2 separate regions of the Homo sapiens genome follow, and region 1 is linked to region 2. The links are chromatin loops, found by intact Hi-C in ENCODE. Cell type or tissue: ascending aorta. All regions are shown on one strand. Links, peaks and the distances in the headings refer to the core of each region. The heading gives the core; the rest is flanking DNA.

The links. Hi-C counts contacts between places; a loop is a spot of excess contacts. Peaks named below come from ENCODE experiments on the same cell type or tissue, not always from the same donor. Only the 100,000 strongest peaks of a DNase experiment are listed, where the experiment ranks them.
Region 1: a loop joins it to region 2, with 3 times the contacts of the local background. A loop is called at or near these places in 2 of 110 quality-filtered maps.

The regions. Positions count from the first base shown.
Region 1 is chr2:53,495,766-53,505,842 of GRCh38, reverse strand. No RefSeq gene overlaps it. Among named protein-coding and RNA genes, the nearest start is that of CHAC2, 270 kb to the left of the region's middle. In ascending aorta, for the core only: no CTCF peak of the experiment used is centred there; a DNase peak (open chromatin) is centred at 5,464; H3K27ac peaks cover 3,915 bases.
Region 2 is chr2:53,734,861-53,744,937 of GRCh38, reverse strand. The region is part of intron 3 of ASB3 (ankyrin repeat and SOCS box containing 3); the gene reads left to right. All of the region lies in intron 3 of GPR75-ASB3 (GPR75-ASB3 readthrough), which reads left to right. Among named protein-coding and RNA genes, the nearest start is that of CHAC2, 28 kb to the left of the region's middle. In ascending aorta, for the core only: a CTCF peak has its summit at 4,563 (motif pointing right); no DNase peak of the experiment used is centred there; H3K27ac peaks cover 1,795 bases.

The DNA of each region.
Region 1 (10,077 bases), core at 1,411-9,410, 240 kb after region 2:
TGTCCAGCCTACCACCTCTGGGCCATTCCCATATGTAAGTTTCCCTCAATAAACCCCATGCCTTGTTTGCTGGCTCTTGGTCTCCTATTTGTCCTTTTGAAACTGGTGCCATCCCTATTGAAGTTAGTAGGGGTCCAGCACAACCATGGGCTGTTTCCTGGGGTCCTGATGTACTTAGTATTTAACCATCCGTGTGAGCATGAGAATTAGGTAAACATATGGATTAAAATTGTGCACACTTACAGTATTGACTTAGATATGTTCACTCATAAACATCATCTGATGGTTAAAGTCCTGCTTAATATCAGGTTGCATGGAGTAGGACAATGAGCTTTGTACACAAAACAAAAAAACGAACTTTGTAAACAGGCTATTTTTATGCCTCATATGTCTTAATTTGGTCAACATGATTTGGAGATGAAATTTTAATTTTTGAAATGAGTGAATCCTCATTGTGCATAATCTAGAGATAATTGAGGTAATTGCTGACTATAACTGGGAGAATGGGGGTGGCACCTTCTTTTTTTCTTATTTAGCTTTTTTCTCTCTTCCTCTATAGCTGCCTCCCATTGCAATGAGACTTTTCTTGTTTTAATATGTCTCATAATTTGCAAACTGAGCAAATCTTTATTAAGCAACTCTCATGTGCATATCACTGTGCTAGTTGCCCCAAAGGCACAAAGATTAAAAAAGGTAGTCCTCGATCTTAAGGTCAAGTGGAAAAAAGGAGGTAACACTTTTTCCACTGGGGGGAAAAAGCTTAGAAGGCTTCATTTAATCTGGACCTTCAAGGACAGGTAGGGTTTTGACGGATGGTAAGGGCTTGCTGGTAGAGAGAACTGGGTGGGAAGACTTAGAGTTGGGAAAGTGTTTGCATGCAGGTAAATAGTCCAAAGTCAGGCCTGGAGATGGGGGTTCTTTTTCATGTATATCTTGGGAACCTGGGGGTTGTGAGGGAGGATAAGAAAGCTTGGCAGGGAGAATACTATTGTGCTAAAGGAAGTGTTTGATGCAGCTTGAGCTTTAACATCTGCTGGTCTATTCTAAGTGGACAAGAGCCAGGATATGCACGGTTCTGAGTGGTTATCCAGAGTGAAGAGAAAGCTGTACCTGTAAAGGTGGCCCTCTCTAGAATTGAGGGGCTTGAGAGAGCCTGAGGAGACAGTGAGCTGGGACGCTGGTAGGCTGCTGGGACTTGGTCTCTGTTCCCTGCCTCCCTCCCATTCCTCACCATCTGAGGCTGATGAGGCGTAGCCAGCTTCCTTGGCAATGTTTTTTTTTTGTTTGTTTGTTTGTTTTTTTTCTGGCTGCATAAGAATTGTCTGGGGTTCTTTTAAAAACTCGAGACTGCTCAGGTCCACTCTAAATCTAAATCAGTGAACGTCTGAAGTCCACTGAGTTTAGGTGTATGCAATTTAATCCTTTGCTGAGTTTGAGTGTATGCAGCTTAATCCTTGCAATGATATTGCGGCAGAGCTACATTACATGACTTCAGGGGGCTCAAAATAAGTAAGTGGTCTGAGAAAATGGCAAAGCCAAGGCCTAGCACTAAGATAATTAGCTCCCAGGCCCCTGCTTTTTCTATTACACCAGTGCTGTCTCAACAACAAGACCGGCTCTCCTCAAAGCCAACTGTAAATGTTTTCAAATCATGGCATGTTCTGGCCTTGTTTTGTATGAAGACATTAGTCCCTGGGGAATATTTCAAAGCAAAGTCTTCTTTTCAGCATGCGTAGTTGGGCACTTGTCATTTAAGTTTCAAGAGAGAGGAGAGGGTATATATATCAAGTATTCCCTGGCTTCTGTTAAAATTACCTTGGGTTTTGGAAGATTTTGTTCATGTTTTAAACCTTTTGTTCCTGAGGTGCTATTCTGGATGGTCAGGTGATGAGCAGGTTTCAAAAGAAAGAATGATACATTTCAAGTTGTCTGCTTAATGATGTTCAAAAGAAGCCGGTGTAGGTGATTGGAGTGTGAACCCATGGGCAGGGTATGTTTTAATTTCCATTTAAAGTGGGGCGCAAGCCTGTGGGGAGCCAGCCTGACCTCATTTAACTGGCAAAAGGTAGATATGTGCATAGCTAATAAGAAAGCATTTTATATTTGTAAAAGGCTTTATGCTTTGAAAGTTCTTTGACACATTTTATTATACTTTTGATTCCTCTAATAGTCCCAAGAGGAGGTCAGTATTATTATAACCTCTTTGGCTATATGGAAAATGAGATGTAAAAAAATGTAGCAGTGTGCCCAATGTCACCTATAATCCCACAATCACATTGGCACAATTACAGTTCTAGAGATCATGTCTGATGCTGTTTCTGTTACAGTAAAAGCAACCACGAGACAGGGTACACTCTCCCCTTTTAAATTAAAGTGAGATCACTGTATTACTAGGTATCACTTCTGACTGTGTGGATTCATTGATCAATCAGGCAAAAAACTTCATTCCTTTGGACTCTAAAATCCTCTTTTGAATAAATGAGGATGACAAAGGAGCCCTAAGTCTCCTTGATATCTTAAAATTGTGTTTTTCTTCTAGTGGTTTACTTTCCGTGGAACATTACATGCTTCCTTACCCCACTTCCAGGGAAGGTCAAGTGTATTTTAGCCTGCTTCCCAGGATTGGATTGGATATTTTGGATTTCGTAAGCATGTCTAAAAACCCTTAAGACTGCTTTTTTTTACCCCAAGAATTGAAGTGGGGGAGGTAGGGAATCAACTCAGCTAATGAGGTCCATCTTTTCCCTTAATGTGCATAAAGTATAGCTATGCTATGATATCATTAAAAATTCTTTCAGAGCTATTTGGTAGAGATACTTGTAGAAAAAAATAGAAAGATGGAAGGAAGACAGAAGAAAAACCCAGCCTGTTCTGGCAGAAGGCTGTTCTGATAATTCTAAAATGCAAAACATAGGTGTTGGAAAAGAAAAGGCATCAACAGGGTGAAGAAGCAGAGAGCATTAGTTAAGAGGCCTTTAGAATCCATAATGCCAGCCTCCTCATTTTATAGATATGGAGCTTATGCTTGAGAGAGGTACATACCTTACCCAAAGTCATATGGCAGGCAATGGCAACGCCAGGCTGGAAAGAAGGGTGCCAATTTTTGAATGTCTATTTTGTCAGGGGCTTTAAAAATCCCCCAATTTCTATGAGTTCATGTCCTTTGTAGGGACATGGATGAAGCTGGAAATCATCATTCTCAGCAAACTATCGCAAGGACAAAAAACCAAACACCCCATGTTCTCACTTATAGGTGGGAATTGAACAATGAGGACACATGGACACAGGAAGGGGAACATCACACACCGGGGCCTGTTGTGGTGTCGGGGGAGGGGGGAGGGATAGCTTTAGGAGATATACCTAATGTAAATGAGAAGTTAATGGGTGCAGCACACCAACATGGCACATGTATACATATGTAACAAACCTGCACGTTGTGCACATGTACCCTAAAACTTAAAGTATAATAATAATAAAAAAAAAACTCCCGATTTCATGGGTTGAAGTATGTTTCTCTCAGTTTCCCATTTTCCCAGTCCCAATTCATATGTTGACATCCTTACCCCAGTACCTTGGAATATGACTTTATTTGGAGATAGTCTTCATGAGGTTAAGAGGTAAGTCAAGTTAAAAAGAGGTCATTGGGTGGACTCTAATCCAATGTGACTGGTGTCCTTATAAAATGGGGAGATTTAGATACCCATGAGCTTACAGAAACAACACCATGTGGGCTGGGTGCAGTGGCTCACGTCTGTAATCCCAGCACTTTGAGAGGCCGAGGTGGGTGGATCACGAGGTCAGGAGTTTAAGACCAGCCTGGCCAACATGGTGAAACCCCATCTCTACCAAAAATATAAAAATTAGCTGGACATGGTGGCACGCATCTGTAGTCCCAGCTACTTTGGTGGCTGAGGCAGGAGAATCACTTGAACGTGGGAGGCGTAGGTTGCAGTGAGCTGAGATTGCACCACTGCACTCCAGCCTGGGCGACAGAGCGAGACTCCATCACACACACAGAAAAAAGAACACCATGTGAACATGAAGATGGACATTTACAAACCAAAGAGAAAGACCTGGAACACAGCCTCCTCGAACAGCCCACAGGAATAACCAACCTGTCCACACCTGGATCTCAGACTTTCAGCCTCCAGAACTGGGAGACAATAAATCTGTTGTTTAAGTCACCCAGTTTGTGGTACCTTGTTAGGGCGGCTCTAGGAGATGGTTACCCCCAACAACTTCTTTGGTGGGTATTGTTTTTCTTGTAATATTTAATAGTTGAGGAGGCCGAAAAGTTGTTAAGCAGGGGAGTTATGTTAGATTTCAAAGTCCATGCAGCTTTTGCCATGTGATGTGGCTCTGCTGGGAGGAAGAGCTACGAGTTAAATAGGTCTTTCCTCTCCTCCTTTACCCTACATTATTTAGGTGTGAAACTGTCATGGAAGCCCTCAGTGCATTTAGTGACCACCCAGCTTTACAGTTGAATCATGAAGTTTTTTTTTTTTTTCCCCCTCAAGAGAGGGTTTTTCCTCAAGTGTTTTCAACTGTGAGAATTGGTAGGCCACAGGTCTAGGTGGATAAGCTCTTAGCTTTAGCAGTTGGAGAATTTAAACTCTTCAGTATATCAAGTGGTTTGTTTCACTTTAAACCCAAACGTCTACAGCTGCAAGTAGAAATAGTACAACCAGTCAAATGTCAGGTCACAATTATGCAGAAATTAAGATGCAGTGTTTCTTTTCAACACCAGGAAGCCCACTGTGAACGGGGCTAAAATGTGAGGTTAGGAAGCCCACTGGAGTGATTGCTATTAAGCAGTCTTAAAAGCTACTTAGGTTGAGAAGATGTGTGGTTGTTTCATTTTTTTAAACAGTTCCAAAAAAATGGTTTCTCTCAGTGTTGGCCTGTAAACTCTAATAGTTTGTTTTGCAAATCAAGGTAACTGTTTTGTAGAAAAATTATGTTTTATAGAATCATGTTTTGTAGAAAAAGCATATTTAAGTAATTTTTGTTTTTGTCTTGAAAAATCTCGAAACTTCAGCTTCCTTAGCTATGAAATGTGGTAAGATCTGCTTCATGAGATTTTTGTGGGTGTGAAATGAAGTGTGTGTTAGGAATTTTGGGAAGGTAGAAAGTCGTACACCAAAGTAAATAGTAGTTTTAATTAGACTGTCAGTTTACCCAGGTAAACGTTAAAATAGCCTTAGAATCCATTCATTCAGAAGTGAAAGCCAAGGCTCCCTTCTCCTATTTTTGAAGACCAGAGTGAGTATATTTGTGTATGGCATACGACAATACTTTGGGGCAAAACGTAAGTGAATTCAAGGTCTTGATATTATTAACTGACATGTTCCTCCTCTCACTCTTGATAAATGGCTTACAGCTACATCTAAAGGTTTTCACTCTATTTGTTCTTGTATTTCTGGCTCTACTGAGTCAGGCATGGTTTGCACTGGCCACGGTCCAAGGTCTGAGTTTTTAAAAAAGTGAAGAAGACAAGCAGCTGTGTTGTACCCATAGCACCAAACCCAGTCACATAACACAACCTCACTGTTCCCTCTTATAGCCATCTAGGTGGGTTTATGGCAATCAGGGGCAAAGAAAAGGAAAAAGGTATATGCAGTTCCGGGAGATTTGCTGGGAGGAGGTGGCAGAAGGTGCATGCAGAAGTGGGGAGTGTGGGATTGGAGCGCAAGGGGGCCATGTAGAAGCGTGCCTCTGGAGACTTCCTTGGTTTGAATTCCAGCAGTTTCCCATCTATGCCAAAGTTTTCTCATTTATAAAATGTGAATGATGAAAGTCTGGTGATAAAACAAGTTATATATGTAGGCCAGCACATGGCAGCACTCGATGCTGGCCATTGTTACTCTCTTATTTTGATGATCTGTTTGTGTGTCCTCTTCCCCTGTTAGACTGGGAGCTCCTTGAGGATGTCTTGTTCATCTTTCTGTCTGCTAATATGAATATTGTTGAAGGAATGAACCAAAAGGACTACAGGAGTCTTGTTTACCTTCAACGTCTCTCTTAGCCTCATCTATCATTATTCTTGAGGATAACATGAAAGTAAGTTGGAGGGGTTTGGTTACCCAGCAGTTGGCAGGGATGGGGTGAGAAATCTCTCCATTTTTTTTGAAACCATTTGGTTCTGGTTGTAGACAAGACATACGAATACTATGGCTCACTGATAGCCCCTCAGTGTCGACAGCAGCAATTTTAAAAGTTAAGGGTCAAAAGAGGCATTGGAGGTTTGTTGTTACTTAGAATGTGCAAGCAAGCGTCTGCCTAGAACAAAGTGGCTGAATATAAAATTTGCCTTGAATGAGCAGCATCAAGGATAAGGTCATTTCTTTACTGATATTGAGTGGCTCATTTGTTATCACAGTCCTCTGCTGTCCTGTCTCTGCCTTTCTTTCTGGCTTTGCAGGGCCTTGCCTGCCCTTCCCTCCTGTCTTTGCTCTCCTCTGCTGTCAGCGTTGTTTGTGTAGAGGCCAATCCCCATCCTAAGAGAGCGGGTGACTCAAGGGAAGAACCGCATGTCCTTACATTTCCCACCTTTCACCGCTTCCTCATCCCACATTGATCAAGACAAAAGTAAGCACTCAATAAATGTTGGCCGGATTTCTTCCTGCCTCCCTCTCTTTTCCCCGAAGCCAAACAGGCCAAACTTGGCTACACATAGCTTTGAGGCTCATACAATTGAACACATTTTCTAGGGTCACAACTGAACAACTAGATCAGCTCACATGCTGTTAGGAATAGTAAGTAGCAGGTAATTCAGTGGGTTTAACACCCAGAATGGATTTCACTTTTCCCAGCTCTCAGTTTTGAAGCCTTACTGATGTGTAGCAGGAAACATAGCACTGTTATTGTAAATCCAGTAGAATACAGGGTCCTGCAAGTCCTGTATAGTGGCCTTATCACTGTGAACACCAGCATAGTCATGGGGAAGTTGGTCTGGGTAGCAGAGGGTTTTGGCCTGTTTATGGGGGCAGTCTCCTCTTCTGCTGTCACTGTTAGATCACATGTTGGGGTCCCTTGTGAAGCCCATGTTCTGTGGATTCCATGTCTGCCCCTTATTTTAGTCATACCGGATTTGTGAAAATGGTTTTTTAGAGGGTAATAGTCTGGCTGTCCTTTAGAAATTATATATTTTAAGTGGATGGTTGCGAGAGACTTGGAGTTTTCTAGAAGATTTACTTCAATTAAATTGTGTGTGAGGTATGTGTGTTAGGGGTGCGTGTCAGGGAGGTCCCAGGAAAGCTTTAGAACCAGCTGGGCCATTTCAATGTTCAGAATGAAAACAGAAAAGAAAAGTTTACCTTTGTATCCTGGAAGGGGTAGATGGGAAACATGTATTCCATACTTTTGGAGTTTATTTTGGCAGCAGGACATAGCCTATTTCTTTGGCACACTGTGTCTAGTGGATTACATCATGGGCATTTGTTTATTCTGCCTTGTGGAAAAGATCTCTCAAAGGCAGAGCTGTGTCCAAACAGAATCTAGTCAGCTGTGTGAATTCTTGCACAAACCAGGGGACTATGGGTAGTCACTTTATATGATCCATGTATGAATGAATGCAACATTGATGAACAGTATAGCACCATGTAAGGCAGCAATCAGTTTCTAACTGTAGATGAGGGAATATTTATTATGAGATGGAAAAAGAATTCATAAACCAGCATTTCCCCATGTGAGTTCCATGGAAGACTAGTCCCTAAATATGATCCACAAAACGATGGTTGAGTGGAGCTCTGTGGTTTAATATGTTTGGGAAACTCTGCGAACCATATACTCCTTAGAAATTCATGATGTGGATTAACTTGTTAATGACTCTGAGAAGTCCTCCAGTAAAAATACCAGAGTTTGTTTAGCCCAATGTTTCCCAAACATATTTTAGTTTGGACCACTTTTTTGTGCATAATACCAATGAATATCCTGGATAGTGGTGTTGTAACATGCTTGGAAATCTCTGTAATAAAGCGCAAGCCTTTGGACTAGTGGGGAGGGAATTGTTTTAAACTGTACTCATTCTGGAAAAGTTATTTTCTTCCCGTCGGAACCTAGAGAAACCTACACAGTGCCCTGTACTCAGTAATGCACAGAAGGTGTTATTTTCTAGTAGGCATTTTTGCAGAATGAGTGTTAGGGAAGAAATGCATCTCAGTATCTCTGCAATGGTTCTGAATCTGTGTGGAAGTAAATAGAACAAGAACTATTAATAGCTAGATTTGCTGAATGATAGTACAGGCTGAACACTGAGTTGCTGCATAAGTAGAAGACGAGGTTTCTCTCTATTCGTTTGTAAGTATTTGTTACCCACTGGCTTCTAGCATCATGCTACACTTCAAGGATATAACTCTGAAAAAGACATAGCCCCTACTTTCAAGGACTAGTGAGGAAGACCTAAAAGTACACAGGCCATGACACTTCAGTGTGAAGCATGCTATGATCAGGGAAGATCAGGGAGGACCCACCAGGGAGAAACACCCAATCAAGCCTTGTTGGATAACAGCAAAGTTTGTTAAAAGGAGGTGACAGCCAAGCAGAGGTATGAAGGGTGGAGAGTGGGGATTGGGAAGAATGTCCTGGGCAGAGTAACAGCCTGGGCAAAGGCTGGGAGGAGAGCAAGTGTGGCACGTTTGGAGGACTTAGAGATGAGTGGGCTGGAACACCATGTCTTAGGTGTGGGAGTGGCTGGAGAGGGGAGATGCTGAACAGGGGTTGCTAGATTGTGAAGAGCCCTGCCTACCATGCTGAAGGGTGTCTTTTCTCTCCTTGATAAGCATAAGGAACTGGTACAAAAAGGTGAGGAGCCTGGATTAGTGGATGAGCAGTCTGCTCAGGGACAGAAACTGGATTAGTGGATGACCTGGGATCAGATAATAAGAGAAAAAGTTCTGGGGAGAAGTATCCTCCCAAAGCTGCCAGTCTATGCATTCCACCAACACACCACTGAGGAGAAATCGGCAATTAGGCCAGAAACACACAGGAGTCGCACGTTTGTATGACTGGTGGTTTCCTTGAGTGGATAGTATGTACACCTCTTTAGTGTCCATATTATTCGTTAGCCGACTGCATGTTATTTATTACAGAGTTTGCATTAATGTACTCTCAGCTACTCCTTGTTTATTCTCACTTACTCTACAAGTATTTATTGTGCTTTTGGCAGTGCCAGGTGCTAAAGATATAATACATGACACAATAGTTACAGTCTGCCCTACAGTCTGGAGTGGGAGACTGACATTATTCAACAATCATACTAATAAACGTAAAATTACAACTTTGATAAGGGCCATTAGGGAAAGTACATGGTGTTATGTGATCATAGTCTTGAGGGGCAGGAAAAGCCTCCCTGAGAAGGTGGGCTTTAGGCCAACAGCAGAAGAATGAACAGGAGTTAACTAAGTAGGCTGAGGGCAGGGGACAGTGAATAGCACCTGCAGCAAATGAGGGTCTGGTTCATTTAAGGAACTGAAAGGAGCTGGTGTGACTGGAGCCCATGGAGCAATGGGGAGTGGAGCAATAGGGATTGGGGAATTAAAAGATTTTAGACTCTACAGAGCCTTATAGATGTGTTGAATTTGCTTTTGTTCCAAGAGTGGGAAAACCAGTGGAGAGTTTTAAATAAGAGGTTATATCTCCAGATTTGTGCTTTGAAAAGATTATGCTGGTCACATCATGGAGAGTATATCGGAGGCAGCCAGAGTGGGTATGTAGACCTGGCTGCTGTGGGACTGTGGGTGGTGCCTTGGACTAGGGTGGTAGCAGTGGAGGTGGGGAGGAAATAATTCAAAAACCACTTAGGAAGTAAGCTTTACAGATACGTGATGCGTTGTGTATGGAGCAGGGAGAGAGAAGTAGGTCTCCTAGACTGTGTGCAACCTAGGTAGAGACTACTGGGTCAGATTTTAGGGGAAGGATAATGCAATGAGTGTTGGTCATATGGCTATGAAGCTGGGAGGAGGGTTATGGACTGAGATATAAGTTGGCAGAATTGGCATTTAGGGAGTGATTGATGCTATGGTGTGAGGAGTCTTAGGGAGACGGTAAAGACTGAGGAGAAATTGAGCTAAGGAAAGC
Region 2 (10,077 bases), core at 1,254-9,253:
TCTGTGTAATATTTAATAAGAACAGAATGTTTTATAAATAGTGTTGGGTGAGGCTGCCTATTTCAATATTTAACTGTAAAATGTGTCATACTTCAGCTCACATAGCATATGCTTTAACTTTGACTCTGCTGACATATTCTAAAATTGAACAAACCACCATGTGATTCACTTTTCATTAGTGTCTTCATGGATAAGTGATCATTCATAAGGCTATTTTTTGATGTGCTATGAATTTTGTGGTTTCACATTCATATCTCTTTATATATTATGTTAATAAAACTTTGCTTTGGAGGTTTTTTTTTAGATTTTTCAACTGGAAGATTAATCTTCAGTGATTGTCATGTAAGCATTTTTACTTGAGGACATGTTCTTTAAAATACGGGTTTGAGTTTTCTTAGATTGAAAGTATGGAGTTTACTAAAAGTTACATTTAAAAAGTGTTAATTTCATGTTCTGGTTTTACTTTTGTTTGTTTTTTTAGTTTTATGGTTCTTGATACAACTTTATATTACACCTATGTTTTATTTTTTTTAATTTTTTTATTTATTTTTTTGAGACAGAGTCTCGCTCTGTCTGCCCAGGCTGGAGTGCAGTGGCACTATCTCGGCTCACTGCAAGCTCTGCGTCCCGGGTTCATGCCATTCTCCTGCCTCAGCCTCTCAAGTAGCTGGGATTACAGGCGCCTGTGACCACGCCTGGCTAATTTTTTTTTTTTTTGTATTTTTAGTAGAGATGAGGTTTCACCGTGTTAGCCAGGATGGTCTAGATCTCCTGACCTCGCAGTCCACCTGCCTCGGCTTCCCAAAGTGCTGGGATTACAGGCGTGAGCCACTGCGCCCAGCCACCTTTCTATGTTTTAACACAATGTCTTTTAATTACTTTTTTTTTTTTTTTTGAGACAGAGTCTCACTCTGTCACCCAGGCTGGAGTGCAGTGGTGCGATCTCTGCCTACTGCAACTTCCACCTCCAGGGTTCAAGGGATTCTTGTGCCTTAGCCTCCCGAGTAGCTGAGCTTACAGGTGCCTGCCACCATGCCAGGCTAATTTTTGTACATTTAGTGGCGATGAGGTTTCACCATGTTGGCCAGGCTGGTCTCAAAATCCTGACCTGAAGTGATCCGCCTGCCTCGGCCTCCCGAAGAACTGGGATTACAGGAGTGAGGCACTGCACCTGGCTTTTAATTCTTTAATGTAAGCAATTATGAAACTAGGATACTTATTATCTTTCTGGTTTTACCTTCATATAATTAAATGTATTTATATAATGTGTTATTTTATTAGTCACATTTGATTAATAGATTTAAACCTCCAGCTTTTAAAGATGAGGAAATCAGTATCCTTATATTGTTCTTACATAACTCTCTTTCTCCCCCCGCTTTTCCAACTTTTGTCAGTTATATTTGCATTGTTAGTGGGAATAACATTTTGCATTTTGTTCTGGCATCTTAAATGCATCATTTAACTTTATTCTTAGTTCCACGGTTAAATAGCTTAGAAGTTTATCACCAGTTATTTTGGCATGTTTTTTCCAGCCTTGTTTGGTTAGCTAAATAATTCCTTTAACACAGTCCTTTAACAGGACCTATGGCAGTACTATTCCCTGAGTTTTTACATGTTCAAAATTGAATAATTTGGCTGGGCGCTGTTGCTCACGCGTGTATTCCCAGCACTTTGGGAAGCTGAGGTGAGAGGATCACTTGAGGCCAGGAGTTCGAGACCAGCCTGGGCAACAGAGTGAGACCACCCCATCTCTGCAAAAAAAAAAAAAAAAAAGGTAAAAAAATTGAATCACTTAAATTGAATAATGATTCAAACTTGAACAGCAGTTTGATCAGGTACAAAATCCTTGAATTACATCCCTTTCCTTGAGAACTTTAAAAATGATGATCCATTCTGTTCTAGAGTTGAAGTCTGAAGCTAGCCTAATTTTCTTCTCTTTTTGTGACAATACTTTTGCTTGTCCATTCCTTATCAGTTTTCTCTGACACAGTGTGTGTCCTTTCAATATGTAGACTTGGATATTTTAAATTTTAGTTAATCTTTCTGGAATTATATCTTTAAATATTTGTCTGTTCTGTTATTATGGTGGTGTTCTTGGGCCAGCGTGTTTACATGTTGGTATCTTATCTGTTTTCAATGTCTATTGTTTTTTCTCTATTTTTCTTTCTCTGTGTTTTTGTTTTACTTTTCCTGTTTTTTTTTTAAGCCTCTATGTTCCTCTTCAGAAATGTCTATTCTGTCTAGTGTTTCTTTCAATTTCAATTGGATTTTTTATGATTGTTTTTGCTTTTCCCAGGTATTTTCTGAATTCAGTTTAAATTATATCATTTCCTGTCAGCCATTTTTTTACTGAGCACTTGTATTTCAGTGTTGGTGCTGTTTTCACAGAGACAATTGCTTCCTTAACTTCTTTTTTAAAATTTACAGTTGTAGATTTAGCTACAATTTTCCTTTGGTTTGTGGTAATATTTTTCAGATGAGAGGTTTTTGCTTTCTTTTGTTGTTGGTCTATTGTTTTTCTATAACTTTTCTTCCTTTATTCTTGTATCTTTGTATGGATTTGTGCTGGTACCTTTGTGATAATTCATCTTGGGAATATGTGAGTTTTTGCTCAATTAGCTGCTTTCAGGAGGTTTATAATAGGAAGGAGGTAGAGGCACATTCCATATTATGGAGTTTTCCTTTAGACTCAGGATTTTTGGACATGAATTCATTTAGCTAGTATCTTTCACTAGCCATTGGGGGTTGGCAGCTGTGGGATTTTTGCAATACAGTTTCCCATTTGTGGTAGCAGAGATAGACCACTTTGTGTGATTCTTTTTTTGGATCCAGTCCCTCTGATTTTCGGATTTCAACTGGTCCAGAGAAGTTCCTGCTGCTAGCCTGTGCATTTTTTCCTGGTACTTAGTTTTGTTCCTCAGAGGGAGCCCCTGACCTTTGAGAAGTGTTCTTTGCTAGCTTTTTCTTAGATGTGCAGCTGACACATCTGTCCTCTTTCTCCCACAAGTACCCAGGATTGATCGTCATTCTTTTGGAGCCCCTTTTACAAATTTTGATCTGGAGTTCAAAAATCTAAAACTAGAATTATAGTTTTACTAAAAATGGAGAGTGTGTTTTTATTTTATTTTTCTTGCTGATGTTGGATTAATTGCTTTTGGATGATTTCTAAGAAAAGTAAAGGGAAATGCCTATATTGTGCTACAATATTAAAATTGGAAGTCCATATTCATTTTTAAAGTAAAACAGAAATTCTCGATTTCAGTATTTTTGTAATAATTTGAATTCTAGTATATGGTAGCAGTGAATAGACCTAGATAAAATCTCCCTCAACCCCAGTCCATACAATACAATCTCTGTTCTAGTTAGGTACCGTAGAGCAGTGCCACTCAAAATGTCAGTCGATTTATATAAGAAGCTTGAACCATTATATAAATCAATATATTGGTTTCTTCATCAAGGAAGTCCTGTCTCAAGGAAAATGTCAGCTAAAATAAAGTGTGCTTAGAGACATAGTTGTTTATATTCTGTTCAAAACTTCTTACCTTGTTGAGGACTGATAACAATTTGCACATTGACAGCCAGTTTGTGACAATGTTGAGTAGCCCTGCTGTACAGCATGCCATGCCTTTGTGGCTATCAAACTGGATTGTTACATGGTTAATGCAATTGTCTCTTCATTCTTCATGATTACTAATGCCATTGGCCAACTAATGATATGTGATTATCATTGGTTAGTATGGCTAAAATGGAAATGTTGCTCCTACATAAATAGGACTCTTTGGGATTAAGGATAGTCTGTCCATACACTTTTTCTTTGATAGGGAACTCCCAGAATATTTTGTTTCTCTAAGCCTTAGTATGGGTCATTCTTACAAGGTGGATCTAGTAAGGAGAATACTGCTGTATGAATGCTTCAAAAAGTTGAATAATTTCTGAAAGTAGTAGAATTACAGTGTTATAGCCCTAGAAGAAGGTGTAAGTTTAGGGATGTGTTATCTAAATCAAATGTTTCTTGACTCTGCTGCTGGGGAGACATACGGAAAAATAAACAATATATAATAGGATAGTGGAATTTTAGCTTTTTGTCTTTTAATACTTTCATTTGATTGAAGGATGTATTTTTCTGGATATGGTCTCTGATGTCTAATTGGCCATTAGACTTCTCCCTGTCTGTTAGAAACCATGAGAAATGTCAGTGATAACGTGGATGATTGGATTGGGATATTCGCCACAACGTTTTTGTTATATCCCTAACATAATGAGTTTTGCCCAGAAGATCATGGTTTTTCCCATCAGTATGCATCTTTAAGATTGTTAGCCACTGGGCAGACATGAAGAAATTTATAAAACAGAAATATAACTTTTTAGTATAATTTTTAAAAAATTCTGTATATCAATAAAATACTACATTTCAGACTAAAGATTTTAATAATTGTTCTGCTGCCTTGGGTATAAGTAAAGTGCTGGAAAAACATAAACTTGAGGATACATAGAATAAATGGACAACACTGGAAAAAAAAATTCCTTTGTCATAGCAATAATGGAGTTTCTTTTCTAGTGCCACCAGATGTCAGTATGAACACAGGACCAGAGAAATACTGCAGGAGATAAATGTTCTTACAAATGTTCCTTTTTTGGTTCATGAAAGAGGTGGGGGAAAAAAGTTTTACATAAACTAGCTATACAATGAAAAAATAATTTTACTGTTCAATTGTATAGAAAAATGAAATGCATAATGGAGAACAGAGTACATGTAGAACTCAAAAAAGTAGAGATACCATTAAAAATTCATATATAATTCAAATGTAAAATTGAATATATAGATGATTTCTGCATAGCCAGCCAGCCTGCTGCTATAACTGGAGGAGATGGACAGCCTGTGGTTAAACTTTTCGTTACAGACTTACTGACCATGTCATTTTTTAGAATTATTGTCAAAATCTGAGCCTCAAAATGAAAGACTAGGCTGGGTGTGGTGGCTTATGCCTATAATCTCAACATTTTGGGAGGCTGAAGTGGGAGGATCACTTGAGCCCATGAGTTCAAGACCAGCCTAGGCAACATAGCAAGACCTTGTCTCTACAAAAAATGGAAAATGAGCTGTGTGGGTGGTGCATGCCTGTAATCCCAGCTACTCATGAGGTTGAGGTGGGAGCATCGCTTGAGCCCAGGAAGTTGAGGCTGCAGTGAGCCGTGAATGTGCCACTGTCCTCCATCGTGGGTAACAGAGCCAGACCCTATCTTAAGAACAAAACAAAACAAACAAAAAAATGAAACAGTATATTTTCTAGCTAATAGAGATAAAACTCACTGTAATTTTCATTTGGTACAAAATTGTGTTTATAATTGTAATTTGTACAGAATTGTTATGGTAATTCCCTAGAACTCATAGTCACATTAAGCATTTTTCTAAAAGAGCATTCACTAAGATAATTACATTTAAAAAATGTCCCTTAAAAAAGCTTTTTCTTTAATGAATGCTATATTAAACAATGATCATTATTTACTATTTCTAGTTAGATTTAGTACTTACATGTATGTATAGGTCTACCATATTTCTCCCAGATGAGAGTCCCGTTTTGAGTTCTTGCTTTCATGAAATCTTCACATGGGGCTTTGCTTGTAACTGTACTCAATATGTTGCATGCCACAACTGAGTTGATTTTGGTCAAAAGTTTTGTGTGGGTCAAAGGCTGCTTCTAGTTTCTCAATTTCCTGTTTTCAAAAATATTTTGTTACCTAAGATATGTTTTTCCAGATTGCTTCATTTTTCCTCTAATTTAGGAAATGGAAAAAGGTGTTTTTTCAAAACCAGAAAATGTCTCCCTAGAAATTATTGCAGGATATGTTCTCATGCCATTTTTGCTTTCTTAAGCATTTACAATTAGAGATTTCTTCCATACTATGTTATATGATCCATTGTGGGAAAAGCAGTGTTCCTACCCTCAGAGGTTCTGGCTTTTCTCTTCTACCTGTTTGGAGTCTTACCTGTTTGGATTGAAGAGGGGAAAGTCTTTCTCCCATATCTCTGTGTACTCCAGACACTTGGAGCTCTGCCTTCTGAAATGCGGTCTTTTATTTCATCCTTAATCTTTTTCCTTGGTCTCTGGTCCCTATTGGATACCATTTTTTAATACCAGATACTATGATTCTGCTTTCTTTTTCTTTCTAGGAACCCACAGTACTTTTCTAGCTTCTAGAATTACACCTTATCTTTCTGTCTTTGACACTTACTCCAAGACCTGCAGCTGATCGCCTGGCTCTCTGTTTCCAATGCTAAATGGGTATCTTGAAGACAGGTATACCTAGTATTCTAGGTTAAATTTCAATTCAATTCAATTCTAATCTCTAGACCAGTCCTACCCAATAGAACTTGGAATTGTCCTATATCTACATTGTCCCTTATGATGGTCACTAGCCACATGGGGCTCTTGAACACTTGAAGTTTGTCTGGTTTGATTGAAGAACTCAAATTTTAATTTTATTCCATTTTAATTAATTAAAATTAAAATTTAAACAGCCAAATGAAGCTTCTGTCTTCTATATTGGAGAACAGTTCTAGAGAGCAACAGAATGAGTGCAGTTCTTCATACATCCTTAACTGAACAGTAGTCCTGTTTTATTTTTGAAATATTTATCTCCTTTGCCCTAACATGTGGTCCTAGATGGGTCTCACATAAAAAGGCGAAGGAGCAAAGAAACACCAGCTTAGCCAACTAGTTTTGCTTATCAATAGGATGGTAAAAGTCACAACTGAATTTTTCTCATTATCCTCCATTGATTAGGTGATTATCAGGCCTCTACACTATCAGGCTTAGTTCCTGATATCATGGGCTTACAATTTAATTGAGGATATTATAATAACCAGAATTCAAGATAGGCTGTAATAAATACCATAAGAGGTACACAGTATATGAAGCTTAGTTCTGTCCTAATTACTGTGTTGTTATTCTGCTGTGGATTTATCTATTTCTTGTCTCTTCTCTCTCCCTGTTTCTTTAGGTTTTAAATCATTTTTCAATTAATATACACTTTAGTATTATTGAGTAAATAGGACAGTGTTCAGTTTGATTTTTATTCTGATGTGTTTTAAAAAATTCAGGGTATACTATATGCACATTAGGAATATTTTAGATATTCAAAGTGTTCTCGAAATTTTCGTTTTGAAATTCCCTTCAGAATTTGTGGCAGTCTTTTTTTTTTTTTTTTTTTTCCTTTTTTAAAACGTCCTGGACAATTTCACATACACAAAAGCTTGGAGACATCCTTCCCCTTCCTCTCACAAGTACCCAGGATTGATCTCCATTCTTTTGGAATAGTATGGTCTCATCACTCTGACTTAGCCAGAAGTCTTAGGAGTTCCATGGCCCCTCAGTAGTGTTTGACTTCTAATTATTTCTGTTCCATTCTTGACCCTTAAGCAGTTTTTATTTGCCTTACCTTGTACATGTGCAACCTACGCTTGAACCAAGGACCCTTGGGCAACTTCCACACAGAGGCCTCCTGTCTGCACAATTCACTCTTCTCTAGGGCCTTACCTGCAGATTTCAACCACTTAAATTCTAATCTCTGTCTCCTCAGTTTACTACTGCACTTGAGCCTCTTTCCTCTGGTTGGAGTACACCTTTCCCAACCTTACTGTTGCTCTACTTGGACTTCAGCTCACTGTACCGTAACGGGGAAATGTCCCCAGGTACAGAGCTGGGGTGATCATGGGCTCATCTCTTGTGTTTCACTTCTCTCGGGAATCACAGTTGTCTGCCTGTTGATTAATACCCGAGTAAGTTACCTTATATATTTTGTCCACTCTTATGATTGTTTTGGATGGATGGCTAGTTTAGTACCAGTTATACTGTCATATCCCAAAGTATAATTCTGAAGCTTATTCAATTTGGCGAGGGAATCTTAAAAAGAGAAATCAATATCTTCTTTTAGACATATTTTTTTCTTTTTTGAGACAGAGTCTTGCTCTGTTGCCTAGGCTGGAGTGCTGTTGCATGATCTCGGCTCACTGCAACCTCCGCTTCCTGGGTTGAAGTGATTCTTGTGCCTCAGTGTACTTGGGACTACAGGCATGCACCACCACACCTGGCTAATTTTGTATTTTAATAGAGACTGGGTTTAAACATGTTGGTCAGGAATTCCTGACCTCAGGTGATCTGCTCACCTTGGTCTCCCAAAGTGCTGGGGTTACAGGTATGAGCCACTGTGCCCTACTCAATTTTTTTTTTTTTTTTCTGAGATGGAATCTCACTCTGTCGCCCAGGCTGGAGTGTAGTGGCGCGATTTCGGCTCACTGCAAGCTCCGCCTCCTGGGTTCACACCATTCTCCTGCCTCGGCCTCCCAAGTAGTTGGGACTACAGGCGCCCGCCAACATGCCTGGCTAATATTTTTGTATTTTTAGTAGAGACAGGGTTTCACCGTGTTAGCCAGGATGGTCTCGATTTCCTGACCTCGCGATCCGCCTGCCTCGGCCTCCCAAAGTGCTGGGATTACAGGCGTGAGCCACCGCACCTGGCCTCCAATTTTAAGGTTATTAATTTATGTCACCACCACCTGGATATGATAGTTCCACTTTTACCACATCCCTGCCGGATACTTACTCTGTGTTTCATTTTAAATATTCTGGTGGGTGGTGTTGTGGGTGCTCACTGAGGTTTTCATTTGCATTTCCCTAATGGAATGACAAGAAGGTGAGTACTTTTCCATGTATTTTATTAGCTATTTGCATATCCTCCTTTGTGAAGTTCCTGCACAAATTTTCTCATGTTTTAAAAATAATTTATCTTTTTATTGATTTAAGGAGTTCTTAATTTTAACGTGGTCCAATTTATCACTATTTACCTTTATGTTTATTGCTTTTAATATGAAGATTAAAAATTATTTTTCTATTCCAAGATCAGTTTGTAGATTTTTCCTTTCTTTTTTTTTTTTTTTTAGAAGGTTTGTTGTTTCTAAATCCAATCTGGAATTTAATTCGCAATCCATCTGAAATTGGGTATTGTGTGGGACAGGGGTGAAGATTTTTTTCCCCATATGGATATTCAGTGGACCCAAAACCATTGTCACCTTTGTCATAAAAGTGACCATTTGTTGAAGGTATCTGTTTCTGCAGTTTCAGTTGTTTTATTAGTCTCTTTCTCTATCCTGTGCCAATACCATGCTACCTTAATTATTCCAGCTTTATTAGTTTTGATAGCTGCTTGTATGAGTCCTCTGGCTTTATTCTACATGATTTTTTTGGCTTTATTTGGCCCTTTACATTCCCATCTGTATGAATCAGTTTTTGTTTTTTTTTTTCCAACTATTAAGACAATACCTGTAGCACCTTTGGGTATTTTGATTGGGCTCACATTGAATCGTTAGATTGTTTTGGGGAGAATTGATATTTTTAAAATAGTGAATCTTTATATCTATGAACATGGTGTATTCTACTTTTTTTTTTTTTTTTAGATCTTTGCTTTTCTCAGTAGTATTTTGTAGTTTACAGTTTAGAGGTTTTGCATGTTTTATTAAATTTATGCCTCCAGGTCTGTGTTAGGCATGTTGATTTTAAGGGGCTGATAGAATGTCTGGATGGAAATACTTGGCAGGTATTTGGAAATTTGGTTCTGGACCATGAGGGAAAGTTCAGTTAGGAGCAATCATTCGCCTAGAGATGAATTTGCTCAGTAACGTTTCAGAATTGAACAAATTCACTAATAGAGAACATGTATAGGCCGGGCGTGGTGGCTCATGTGTGTAATCCCAGCACTTTGGGAGGCCGAGGCAGGCTAGTCACTGGAGGTCAGGAGTTTAAGACCAGCCTAACTAACATGGTGAAACACCATCTCTACTAAAAGTACAAAAATTATCTGGGCATGGAGGTGTACGTCTATAATCCTAGCTACTAGGGAGGCTGAGGCAGGAGATTCGCTTCAACCTGGGAGGTGGAGGTTGTAGTGAGCCAAGATCGCACCACTGCACTCCAGCCTGGGCAACAGAGCAAGACTCCATCTCAAAAAAAAAAAAAAAAAAACTTGTATAAAGTAAAGGAATAAAAAAATAAATAGAGATTGAAGACAGAATCCTGGTGA